Regions from separate parts of the Homo sapiens genome. Here region 1 is linked to region 2. The links are chromatin contacts, found by Hi-C or POLR2A ChIA-PET in ENCODE. All regions are on one chromosome and are shown on one strand. The core of a region is the stretch at or near the end of the contact, and the rest is flanking DNA. Distances in the headings are between cores, read along the strand shown.

Region 1 (6,558 bases), core at 90-2,589, 55 kb before region 2:
TCTCCACTTCTTTTTTGTTTTGAGACGGAGTCTCGCTCTGTCGCCCAGGTTGGAGTGCGATGGCGCGATCTTGGCTCACTGCAACCTTCGCCTCCCAGGTTCAAGCGATTCTCCTGCCTCAGCCTCCCGAGTAGCTGGGATTACAGAGGACTGCCAACACGCCCGGCCATTTTTTGTATTTTTAGTAGAGATGGGGTTTCACCATGTTGGCCAGGCTGGTCTCGAACTCCTGACCTCAGGTGATCCACCCGCCTTTGCCTTCCAAAGTGTTGGGATTACAGGTGTGAGCCACCGCGCCTGGCTTATTTTATTTTTTTTACTTGTTTTTTCTTTTTAATAGTATTCTTGCTGTTATAGCACATCTTTTTAAACCTTCCATTTGTGTATAAAAAAACAGAGACTCAGGCTGGGTGCGGTGGCTCACGCCTGTAATCCCAGCATTTTGGGAGGCAGAGGCGGGTGGATCACCTGAGGCCAGGAGCTTGAGACCAGCCTGGCAACATGGTGAAACCTTGTCTCTACTAAAAAATACAAAAATTAGCCGGGCGTGGTGGTACACTCCTGTAATCCCAGCTACTGGGGAGGCTGAGGCAGGAGACTCTCTTGAACCCGGGAGGCAGAGGTTGCAGTGAGCCGAGATCGCACCACTGCACTCCAGCCTGGGCAATAGAGTGAGACACCATCTCGAAAAAAAAAAAAAAAAAGAAAACAAAGACTCAGAGGCAGGGAGTGGTGGCACGTGCCTGTAATCCCAGCTACCAGAGGCAGAGGCAGGAGGACTGCTTGAGCCTAGGAGGTGGAGGCTGCACTGAGCTGTAATTGTGCCACTGCGGCACTCCAGCCTGGGCAAGGGCAAGATCCTGTCTCAAAAAAAAAAAAAAGGAAAAGAAAAGAAAATAGATTTCTGGCCAAGTTAATAGAGCTTTACACGCTACTTTGCACTTATCAGGCACACACGTATTTGTTGAAAGAATGAGTTTGTTTTCAATCTTTCACGTACAAAGTTGTAATACACATTTGGAAAATATATCTTTCCAAACTTCGCCAGTATTTCTAGAGGATACATGTATTCCTAGAAGTAAAATTGCTGAGGTCAAAGAGTCGGCCATGTTTCGGAAAACTGCTATTGCGACCCAGTAGGCCCTCAATAGACAAGTCCACTGCGAATTTATTTCTCGCGATGCCTTTCGGGAGTTGTAGTCTTTGCGATGCTTGCTGGGAATCGTGGTCTGAGCCGGTCTCAGGAAGCGGGCGTGGACTAACCCATTGCGCGCCGGGCTTTAGGACCCGGCGGGGCGCGGGGACACGGGAAGGGTCGGGGAGGTCGGGAGCGCGCCCGTGAGCCCGGAGCAGCGGCAGCGTCGGTGGCGTCGAGAGCGAGCGGGCCCGGGAACGGCGCGGGTGGTAGAGGAGGAGCCGCGGGCTCGGTAAGCGGCGGCGGCCAGGCCCGGCCCGGTCCTCGAACCTGACCAACCCTGCGGGTCCTGCCATACTAGGCCTTGGCCCCGAGGCGGTTCTGGGGGCGGGGCCTGCGCTGGCCGCGGGGACGACGAGGACGCGAGGGGAGAGGGAGGGAGGACGGCTGCTGAAGCTGCGTATGCCGGGGAGGGCTGGGCCTGGGGGCGGCCGAGCCTAGAGAGAAACGGCTTCGCTCTTCCAGCGGCCGGTCCCTCGGACCACACGGTCCCGGTCACGTCCCTCTCCCGCATCCCTGCGGGGCCTTCTGGCTTCCGAGGTGCTGACCTTTGACCCCGCCAGCTGCCCCGAGAGCTTCCTCTCCTGCTGTTCTTGGTCCTGGGGTGCGGGCGTAGGGCAAGGCACCTCTGAGAATCTCAGGGATAGAGGAAAGCGGGTTTGTGCGAAGTCTTCAGGTGTCCCGGAAGGGCTCCAGTCCTGTCCCTCTCCAGGCTCTGACAGGCTTTAACCCACTCTTCACACGGAATCAGTGAAGCTACTGTGTTTTCTTTGGGTTACTCGGCGAGAGCCCAGGAAAGGAACCTGTTCCCAGGAGGGTATAGGGAAGGAAAAAGTAGAGAGAAACCTGGTCCCCTGGAGAAGGAGAAGCTGAGGCGTGCTGCCCCTGGCGAATGGGGAAGCAGAAACTTGGGCCATACCCAAATGTATGTCACTGGATCATCCGACCCTCCGCAGTTCTTCCTCTCCAGAAAGTTTTTTATTTTATTTTATTTATTTATTTATTTATTTATTTATTTTGAGATGGAGTTTCGCTGTTGTCGCCCAGTCTGGAGTGCAGTTGCCCGATCTCGGCTTACCACAACCTCTGCCTCCGGGGTTCAAGCGATTCTCCTGCCTCAGCCTTGCGCTACCACGCCCAGCTAATTTTATATTTTTGATAGAGACGGGATTTCTCCATGTTGGTCAGGCTGGTCTCGAACTCCCAACCTCAGGTGATCCGCCCGCCTCGGCCTCCCAAAGTGCTGTGATTAAAGGCGTGAGCCACCGCGCCCGGCCTTTTTTTTTTTGTTTGTTTGTTTGTTTTGTTTTTTGTTTTTTTGAGACGGAGTTTCGCTCTCGTTGCCCAGGCTGGAGTGCAATGGCGTGATCTCGGCTCACTGCAACCTCCGCCTTCCAGGTTCGAGCGATTCTTCCCCGTCAGCCCCCCAAGCAGCTGGGATTACAGACGTGAGCTACCACGCCCGGCTAATTTTTGTATTTTTAGTAGAGACAGGGTTTCGCCATGTTGGCCAGGCTGGTCTCAAACTTCTGACCTCAGATGATTCACCCACCTCGATCTCCCAAAGTGTTCGGATTACAGGTGTGAGCCACTGCGCCCGGCCAGAAAAAGTTTTGAGCTTAGTGAGAGCTTTTTCTTTGCTATCCTTTAGTTGCTTTGTAAACTAGGGTAAATATGATTTGTGTCCCTGCCCGTAACTTAGCAGGATTGGAATTATTTTGGGTGTACCTTAAGTTGGATTTGTGTGCACAATAGCTTCTGTGTGAAGACTTTCAGGATATCAGATCACAGTCAAGGGAAAGAGGGATCCCTCTTGTTACGACTGTAAAGGGGGAATACCCATTTCAGTGACTAGAGAAGCCTTTAAGGTGTTTTCATTGGACTTTTAGGTATTACAATTTATTGTTCAACTTTTTTTTTTTTTTTTTGAGACGGAGTCTCGCTCTGTCGCCCAGGCTGGAGTGCAGTGGCATGATCTTGGCTCACTGCAACCTCCGTCTCTCGGGTTCCAGCGATTCTTCTGCCTTAGCCTTCTGAGTAGCTGTGACTACAGGCGCGCACCACCATGCCTGGCTAATTTTTGTGTTTTTAGTAATGACGGAGTTTCACCATATTGGCCAGGCTGGTCTCCAACTCCTGACCTCGTGATCCACCCGTCTCAGCCTCCCAAAGTGCTGGGATTACAGGAGTGAGTCACTGCCCCCAGCCGACTTGTTCAACATTTGGATAATTAAAACAAGGTGAAAACCTCAAAGCAGTCATTATGAAATTTGGAATCTCACACTGAGCACAGTTTAGGAATCTGTAACATTTGGGGAAAATGGCCAAAAATTGATCCAGGATATATAAGGGTGAACTGTTTATTCAACACATTTATTGAGCACTTACTATGTAACTTTGGGAGGCGGAGGCCGGCGGATCACAAGGTCAGGAGATCAAGACCATCCTGGCTAACATGGTGAAACCCCGTCTCTACTAAAAATACAAAAAATTAGCCGGGTGTGGTGGCGGGCGCCTGTAGTGCCAGCTACTAGGAGGCTGAGGCAGGAGAATGGCATGAACCCAGGAGGCGGAGCTTGCAGTGAGCCGGGATGGTGCCACTGCACTCCAGCCTGGGCGACAGAGCGAGACTCCCTCTCAAAAAAAAAAAAAAAAATTTATACAGTGTAATGGGAATACTGCCATTGCTTGGGAGAGTCAGGGAAATCTTTGCAGGGGGGAGATACTTGAGTTGGGTGTTGAAGGATGAGTAGGAGATTGCACAAGTAAGAAAAGGCATTTTTACTCGGCCTGGTGGCTTATACCTGTAATCCTAGCACTTTGGGAGGCCTAGGCAGGTAGATTGCCTGAGCCCAGGAGTTTGAGACGAGCTGGCTCAACATGGCGAGACCCCATCTCTGAAAAAGAAAAGGCATTTCATTTGGAGAGAACAGTACTTGCAAAGGCTTGGTGAGGATGTGAGAGGAAAAAAAATTATTTTAAATCTCAGAAATTTGTCCCAAACAGGATGTGTGGTGGGGAAACTGCTAGGAGGTGAGACTGAAAAGAAAGTGGGGAGTCATTGGAATTTTTTTCTCTTTTTTTTTTTTTTTTTTTTTTTTTAGCTTCTGAGGAGTTTTTTTTAAGTTAGGGAGTGACAGAAATGCAGATTAAAGTAATGAAGAATGAGGCAGTGAGACTAATTAGAGTTGTTGCAATTGACTGAGAGTCTGAAGAAAGTGTAGCTGTGGGAATGAAGAGGAGGGGATTTTGGAAATACTGTACTTCTGAGATTGATTCAACTTCTTAGGAAGAGAGTGGGCTAGGATTTCTAATTTGAGAGAGTGGATGTATGGGGATTTCATTGACAGGATATGGATTAGAAAAAGTAGAGCAGGTTTCCAAAGGTTAGGGTATGGAAAGAGGCATAGGGGATATGGTTTGGTATGCCGAGCTCAGGTTGCTTGTAGGATGTACCGATGGAGACCTTAGTAGGCAGCTGGAAGTGAGAGACCTGGTGAGCTTAATGTATTGGCACCAGCTTTGAGTGAGGGCATATATGAAAAAAGTCTTGGGGAAAAAAAAATGTTTATTTTATTTGTCTATAAGGAAGTAGCAGATTATGCACTTCCTCCACTTAATAGTGAGCTTCTCAAGGCAGGGACTGTAATTTAGTAATTTTTTGGTCCCTTTCTGTCTTACACTATGCTTATGTAATTTATAAGGTCTTAATAAGTGTTATTCAAGTAGCAGGAAATCAGTTTACTTTGCAAGATTGCAGGTACCTTTTGGGCTTCCTTTATGAAGATTATGGGGTCAGGCAAGGTGTCTCATGCCTGTAATCCCAGCACTTTGGGAGGCCGAGGCTGGTGGATTGCTTGAGCTCAAGAGTTCAAGATTAGCCTGGGCAAGATAGCAAAACCCTGTCTCTACAAAAAATACAAAAATGAGCCGGGTGTGGCAGTGTGAGCCTGTAGTGCCAGCTACTAAGGAGGCTGAGGTGGGAGGGTCGTGTAAGCCCAGGAGGTTGAGGCTGCAGTGAGCTGTGATTGTGCCACTGCATTCCAGCTTGGGCAACAGAGGGAGACTGTCTTTCGGTGGGGCGGGGGAGTGGGGGAAGAAGATGATTATGGGACTTTATCTTATAATTTTCATTTTATATTTAGGTGGTGTTCATGAGGCTTGTATAATTGAGCAGGGGAAGAAATGAGAAGATATGAGTGACAGTGTGCCGTTTGAATAAGTTCAGGGCTGGAGCAGGAGAAAGTATTAATTTACAGGAATCTCCTGCTCATTGAGAAGATCTTACCATGAATTTTCATTCTGGGATGTGTCAGAAAATGTGGTTTCTAATCAGAATTTCCTGAAATACTGTCAATTTGGAGCTGGTTCCCCCTTCGGAAGGAGGAATGCCTTCCTTCTTGTGTAGGATAATTTGAAAGGGAACCAAAGGTGGTCATGTTTATTTAAATGAACGAGAGCTCATCTTCATTGATCATTTGTAACATTAGGCAAACTGAGTAGATGCTGATGGGACCAGATTAAATTGTCTTTTGTGAAGCTAGTTGACCTGTAGTAGGTACAGACTGGCTGATACCTGGGAATAGTCCTGGTTTTGCCATTTGCTTCTTAGTCTTGGGAAAGTCTCTGAGTTACTTCCATTTTCAGGTATAGGCTGAACACCCATTCTGAGGGGAGCATTGTCTAGAGCACACAAGCTATGGACCCTGCCTTGTAGTGGTTTGTGTGCTTCCTTAATCAGTCTGGTTCTGTCCTAGCTTCTAGAAAATAGAGATGATGCTTGTCAGGTGATGTCCTGAGTTGACTGACTTCTTTCTTTTTCTTTTTCTTTTTTTTTTTTTTCCGAAATGGAGTCTCCCTCTGTTGCCCAGGCTGTAGTGCAGTGGCCCAGTCTTGGCTCACTGCAACTTCCGCCTCTTGGGTTCAAGTGATTCTCCTGCCTCAGCCTCCTGAGTAGCTGGGATTACAGACCCCCTCCACCACACCCAGCTACTTTTTGTATTTTTAGTAGAGATGGTGTTTCACAGTGTTGGCCAGGCTGGTCTCGAACTCTTGACCTCAGATGATCCGCCGGCCTTGGCCTCCCAAAGTGCTGATATTACAGGCATGAGCCACTGCGCCCACTTGACTTTTCTTTCTTTCTTTTTTTTTTTTTTTTTGAGACAGAGTCTTGCTCTGTCGCCCAGCAGGGTGGAGTACAAGTGGCACAATCTTTGCTCACTGCAACCTCCCTCTCCCGGGTTCAAGTGATTCTCCTGCCTCAGCCTCTTGAATAGCTGGGATTACAGGTGCTTGCCACCATGCCCAGCTAATTTTTATATTTTTAGTAGAGGCAGGGTTTCACCATGTTGGCCAGGACAGCC
Region 2 (6,474 bases), core at 3,504-6,003:
GTAAAAGAAGCTTACATAACTCTAGCTTTTCCTCCTCAGGGAGTAGTTGTAGAGGCATGGAGTGCTAGACCTGCAAGGTCAGTAATGCCTGTCCTGCCACACTCTCAGAGTCCTTGTGAGGCTCAGATGAGATATTTTGTGAAAAATGTCACCTTGTGATTATAAAGCACTGAAATGAATGTAAAATAGTAATGTTATCTGATGTTACCATTTGATCAATGAGGGAATTAAGGCCAGAGAAATGAAGCAGTTTGCCTAAGATTAGTGAGAGTAGAGACTGAGAACCCAAACATGTAAGCAGGATCTTGTCTATTTTGTTTACTACTAAATGCCTAGCATAGTGCCCAGCATGGTACTTGCTTAATAAATATTTGTTGAATAAATGAATGAGAATGTGAACCTGGCACTCACTCACTGTTATGTGTCTATCAGCCACTCCCAGTTGGAAAGGACAGGCTTTGAGTGTATTATAATTGGGAGTTTGGTGGATACGTAAGATTTATCTCCCTCAAGACAACAACGGTGAAAATTTCCCCTTCATAAATCTTATGGCTGGAACCTAAGAAAAAGGCAACAGAAAAGAAATTATGAATTTTTGCCAAAAATTTTGAGGTCTATTATAGGCTGAGTGTGTTTGGTGGAATATTGTAACCTAAAAACAATCTATGTTAATATTTGATGTTGTAGCTCAAAGATTGACCTTGTTTTGGTAAAGAAGTACAGACAATCCAACTTTGATACTTTCTTTTTGCCTCCCCACTGTTTGTACGTGAAATGACCTTCTTTATTCTTTCTCTCCTTTAAGTTTTCATATACCACCCGTGGCAGTAACATTTCCAGGCAGTATAAACAGTACAGAACTATGACAGGGAGGTGCCATTGTTAGTTATATATATGGTAGCAAATTGGATCTGTTTAGAATTGAAAGCCAAATCCCAAAATATCTTTTTTTTTTTTTTTTTTTTTTTGAGACAGAGTCTTGCTGTCATTTAGGCTAGAGTGTGGTAGTGTGATCTCGGCTCACTGCAACCTCTGCCTCCCAGATTCAGGCGATTCTCATGCCTCAGCCTTCTGAGTAGCTGAGATTACAGGCATGTACCACAATGCCCGGCTAATTTTTGTATGTTTATTTTTATTTATTTATTTGTTTTTGAGACGGAGTCTCGCACTGTTGCCTAGGCTGGAGTGCAGGGGTGCGATCTCAGCTCACCGCAACCTCCACCTCCCAGGTTCAAGTGATTCTCCTGCCTCAGCCTCCCTGGGACTACAGGTGTGTGCCACCATGCCCGGCTAATTTTTTGTATTTTTAGTAGAGATGGGGTTTCACAGTGTTAGCCAGGATGATCTCGATCTCCTGACCTCGTGATCCGCCTGCCTCGGCCTCCCAAAGTGCTGGGATTACAGGCGTGAGCCACCACGCCTGGCCAATTTTTGTATTTTTAGTAGAGATGGGGTTTCACTGTATTGGCCAGGCTGGTCCCGAACTCCTGACCTCAGGTGATCCGCCTGCCTCGGGCTCCCAAAGTGCTGGGATTACACCCATGAGCCACCATGCCCAGCCCCAAAATATCTTACTGAGAAGGAGCAAGTAGTAAGGATTGCCTACTTGTCTCTGTTTATTCAGGCCACAGAATAACCCAATGGAAATACAGTACTTTCTCTTTAAGAATGAACCCTGCCTGGTTACCATGGATATCAAAAGCCATATATATATATATGAGTTCCATGTGATGTTGGGGTTTGGATGCTTCAGAGAACTGCCTTTCAAACTGTTCATTGTGAACACTTCCACCCACACACTTGATTATGCAATGGTAGGATTTGTGCTTACTTACCTACAACCAGTGAGCTTTTATTTTTTCTAGTGGGAAGATCAAGTCAGCCCACTTTCAAATGACTGTCTCCCTTGACAAAAGCTGCTGGGAAGAATTATGAAGCCAAAGATCAAGGAATGACTCTTCCTTAGGAAGAAGATTTTAATTTGTGAGGGATTTTATTCTGTCTCTGTTCTATTTGTTCTTTTCCCTGTCTCCTAACTCATTTCCTTCTGTAGGGTTCCTAAGTATTACAACCTTGTTTTTAATTTTTAGATCTTAATTATAGTGGTGTTCAGTAGCCCACTTATATTTAAAGGTATGTCACCAGAGCCATATTTTTAAAAGCCGGCAGTTTAGCTATAACATTTGTTCTCAGCTCAGACTTGACATTTGACAACTCAGCCTTGGCATGAGAGGACTTTCTGGTAAACTAAAAATACATATACTTCTATATTTCTACATATTATATAAGATAGTTTTCCAGTTATTGCTGTGTATGAGCAGGAAAAAAGCCCCACTTACCAGTTAGGTGCCTCCTTGTATTGGACAAAGGGATGATTACGGGTTCTGAGCTTCAAAACAGGCTGTGGTTTGAAATGACAGTCTTGGGTCATTAACCCATAACATGAATTAAAACCTTTTAGTATTTCAACATAAAAATATATTTGTCTTATATTAGCTCTTGGAGGCCTAACTGGGAAAATAGCCAGGGGTTGGGCATGCTGATTTCTTTTCATAAGGCTTTTTGTTGTGCTTGCTGTTTATTATGGGTTCATAAAATGCAAATGTTTCTCACTGTTCATAAATGTTCTCTGCATATGTCGTAATAACTCCAGAGGGATCTGTTATGGTTATGAATACATATTATGAGTAATATCCCAAAGTCAACTGAGTCTTCATGGCTGAAAATGTAGCAGAAAGCCATAGATTCTCTAGCTTTTTTGGGCCATTATAAGACTCCTTTTAACTTATATATTGTGTCTTAGGCAGTGTAAAAGCACTTAACAAGAGGTCTGAGTCTAATTTAAAGTCTTAGAATTTTGGGAAGCCTACATTAAGACTTTGTTCTGGGCCAGGCACAGTGGCTCATGCCTTAATCCCAACACTTTGGGAGGCCCGAGGTGGGTGGATTGCTTGAGGTCAGGAGTTCAAGACCAGCCTGGCCAACATGGTGAAACCCTGTTTCTACTAAAATACAAAAATTAGCTGGGCATGGTGGTGGGTGCCTGTAATCCAAGCTATTTGGGAGGCGGAGGCAGGAGAATTGCTTGAACCCAGGAGACGGAGGTTGCAGTGAGCTGAGATGGCACCACTGCACTCTAGCCTGGGCAACAGAGCGAGACTCTGTCTCAAAAAAAAAGAAAATACTGTGTTCTGTGGTCAGCCCTGGTCATTAGAGGCCAATTATCTGTCATTGTTCATTGGGACTGTGGCTCAGAGAACTGGGTGGGGGATTTCTCTTAGAAACATCAGCTAGGTATGTAAAACTCAGTTCCCAGGCTGTTCCAATCAGTAATGTTCATCTGTTTTTATTTATTTATTTATTTATTTATTTATTTATTTATTTATTTGTGACAGAGTCTCGCTGTGTCACCCAGGCTGGAGTGCAGTGGCGCCATCTCGGCTCACTACAACCTCCGCCTCCCGGTTTCAAGCAATTCTCCTGCCTCAGCTTCCCTAGTAGGTGGGATTATAGGCACCGACCACCATGCCCAGCTAATTTTTGTATTTTTAGTAGAGATGGGGTTTCACCATGTTGGCCAGGCTGACCTCGAACTCCTGACCTTAGGTGATGTGCCCAACTCGGGCTCCCAAAGTGCTGGGATTACAGGCGTGAGCCACTGCGCTTGACCTGTTCATCTGTTTTCAGTCTACTATTACTTTCAGTTCCCTTAAGCGGGGAAGGGAAGTCTGCCACTTAATAGTGGTAGAATTTGAATATAGTTCTGCCTTAACATTTTCCCCTCTCTATCATGGGTACGTCCAGCCTAAAGACTTGTTCTCAAAATTCAGCAAGATTTCTCCTTGTTAGGGAGGAATCTTCACTGATTTCAAGCAGGAGACCCATCAAAGTAAAACTCATTTATATTCAATACAGATCTTTCCTTCAGGTAGAAATCGAAGTTTCTTTAAGAAGGGCCTTAAACTCTTTGGGGATACTTGGGGCAGGAAGTGGAATCAACATACCCTTCCCAGGATGTTGGGAGAAAAAGCACCGTTCTTGGAGACTGGCCCTAGATAGGAGAGCAGGTCACTGGGCTTAATTTGGGGAATAGGAAGGGGGCTCTACAGGCTTAGGAAGAGTAGATAAAAGTTTTGTGATGAGCACTTGGTCCTCCCTCTGTTGTGGAAAAAGCTTATTTAGTGATTTTTTTGCCTGCTGGCAAATTGGCTATGTGGGTAGAAGTGTTAGATGGAATATGTTGCAGGCTAAGTGCATTTTATCTGTTCTATTCCAGTTATAAGTTCTGTGGAACTCCCACTGGATGCAGATGTACAGACCAGTAATCTACTGATAACCTTTTTAAAGTATAGCTCAATTGTCATGCAGGACACCAAAGGTAAGCCATAGCTATTTTGGGGGCTCAGGAAGTCAAAGGTGTGGCAGGCAGCTAGCATCAAAGAGCAACATTAATATTTTGAAGCTTTGACAAGATGAACTATTGGGGCCTTGTGTACATGGTCTTCATTGCTGGAAAATAGTGATGTCTCACCTAATTGCTAGATGGCAATTAGGTGGTGTTGGGAAAACCTGAAGCTGGAGGGGAGTACTCAAAAATAGAACAGGAAAAAAATTGGTCTCTTTGAAAGCTAGCAAATCTTCTTAGCAGATCTTGGTAAGTAGATGCAGACTCTTATGTGTGGGAAGTGGAGGGATTAGCACGCTTCAGGGAATTCCCTTTTGAGGACAGGAACTGAAAGCATCAGCTCGTGGTGAGAATTAGAGGACTGTCGTACACAGTACAGTAGGAAGAGGTGAGATTCAGAGGGACTCTGTTCTTGAACACTTAAAATAGAAGTGTCAATACCCATCCTAGAAATGCAAGAGTGGAAGTGGGAGAGGATTGAGTGTTGGAAAAGTTTGAGGTTTTGTTGTGTGATTTCCTGTTTTTCCTCTGTTTGTGATTTTGCCATGGCCTTTTACTTGGTGGTAGAGTAGTGGAGTAGTTGTCCTAGGATTGAGAAGGGGTTGGAAGGAGACACAGCAAATTCTATCCAGTATATATCTTAGTTTTGTTTTTTTTCCCCTACTTAGCATTTTTCTTTATACAGGATTTATGTGAGTGTTCACAATTTTTATGTTTGTTTTTATTGTGGTAAAGTATATATAACAAAATTTACCATCTTAACCATATTTAAATGTACTATTTAGTTGCATTACCTACTTCCATATTTTTGTACAACCATCATCACTGGCTGGGTACGGTGGCTCATGCCTGTAATCCCAGCCCTTTGGGAGGCTGAGGCGGGAGGATCACTTGAGGCCAGGAGTTCAAGACCAGCCTGGCCAACATGGTGAAACCTTGTCTGTACTAAAAATACAAAAATTAGCCGGCCGTGGTGGCATGTGCCTGTAATCCCAGCTACTCGAGAGGCTGATACAGGAGAATTGCTTGAACCCGGGAGGTGGAGGTTGTAGAGAGTTGAGATCGCGCCACTGTACCCCAGCTTGCATGACAGAGTGAGACTCCATCTCAAAAAAAAAACAACAAAACTATCATCACCATCCATCTCTAGAACTTTTTATTTTTCTGTTTTTTGAAGGCAGGGTCTCAGTCTGTCAGCCAGGCTGGAGTGCAGTAGTGTGGTTTCAGCTCACTGCAGCCTTGACTTCCTGGGCTCAGGTGATTCTCCCACCTCAGGCTCCTGAGTAGCTGGGACTACAGGTGTGCACCATTATACCTGGATAATATTTTTTTTGTGTGTGTATTTTTTGTAGATACGGGGTTTCGCCATGTTGCCCAGGCTGGTCTTGAACTCCTGGGCTCAAGTGATCTGCCCGCCTTGGCCTCCCAAAGTACTGGGATTACAGGTGTGAGCCACCGCACCTGGCCTCAGAACTTTTTCATCTTACAAAATGGAAACTCTATACCCATTAAACACTAATACCCCATCCTCCTCTTGCCCCAAGGCCTGACAGCAACCATTCTGCTTTCTGCCTCTATAAATTTGACTGCTCTAGGAACCTGATATAAGTGGAATATATCCCAGTTTTAGGATTGCCTGGAAGTAAGCCTTTGATTTCATGGTGACACTGAGCTAGCATTTTTTCTTCCATTTTTTGTAATGAAAAAATTCTAGTATACAGAAGTTGAAAATAATTGTGAAGTGATTTACCTATATACTCATGAACATTTTACCATACTTGGTTTGCACTTAAATTTCTTTCTGTGTGTTGTTGTTGTTATTTTGGCTGAATCATTTTATTTTATTTTATTTTTTATTTTTTTGAGACAGAATCTTGCTCTGTTGCCTAGGCTAGAGTGCAATTGCAACCAAGGCTCACTGCAACCTCCGCCTCCTAGGTTCAAGCCATTCTCCTGCCTTAGCTTCTGGAGTAGCTGGGACTACAGGCATGTGGCACAACACCTGGCTAATTTTTGTATTTTTAGTAGAGACGGGGTTTCATTGTGTTGACCAGGCTGGTCTCAAACCC

What was found. Hi-C counts contacts between places; a loop is a spot of excess contacts on that map. ChIA-PET counts read pairs that join two places held with the same protein, here RNA polymerase II (POLR2A). Pooled maps may share reads with other maps.
Region 1: a pooled map shows a loop between it and region 2 (2.3-fold over the local background). The contact joins the promoter of ARMH3 here to the enhancer-like site in region 2. A Hi-C loop is called at or near these places in 5 of 50 pooled maps. POLR2A ChIA-PET finds 5 or more read pairs at or near these places in 16 of 52 experiments (AG04450, B cell, BJ and 13 more).

Annotation. Positions count from the first base shown.
Region 1 is chr10:102,050,954-102,057,511 of GRCh38, reverse strand. ARMH3 (armadillo like helical domain containing 3) reads left to right here and starts at 1,339. Exons shown (of 26, transcript NM_024541.3): 1 at 1,339-1,427. RefSeq lists a silencer at 1,250-1,639.
Region 2 is chr10:101,999,875-102,006,348 of GRCh38, reverse strand. ARMH3 (armadillo like helical domain containing 3) reads left to right here. Exons shown (of 26, transcript NM_024541.3): 15 at 4,277-4,378. Among named protein-coding and RNA genes, the nearest start is that of ARMH3, 53 kb to the left of the region's middle. RefSeq lists a silencer at 1,774-1,823. Within about 2 kb of position 4,753, at least 3 of the 41 ENCODE cell types and tissues checked have a DNase peak (open chromatin) inside an H3K27ac peak, as active enhancers do; they include B cell and GM12878, where a contact is called at or near this core.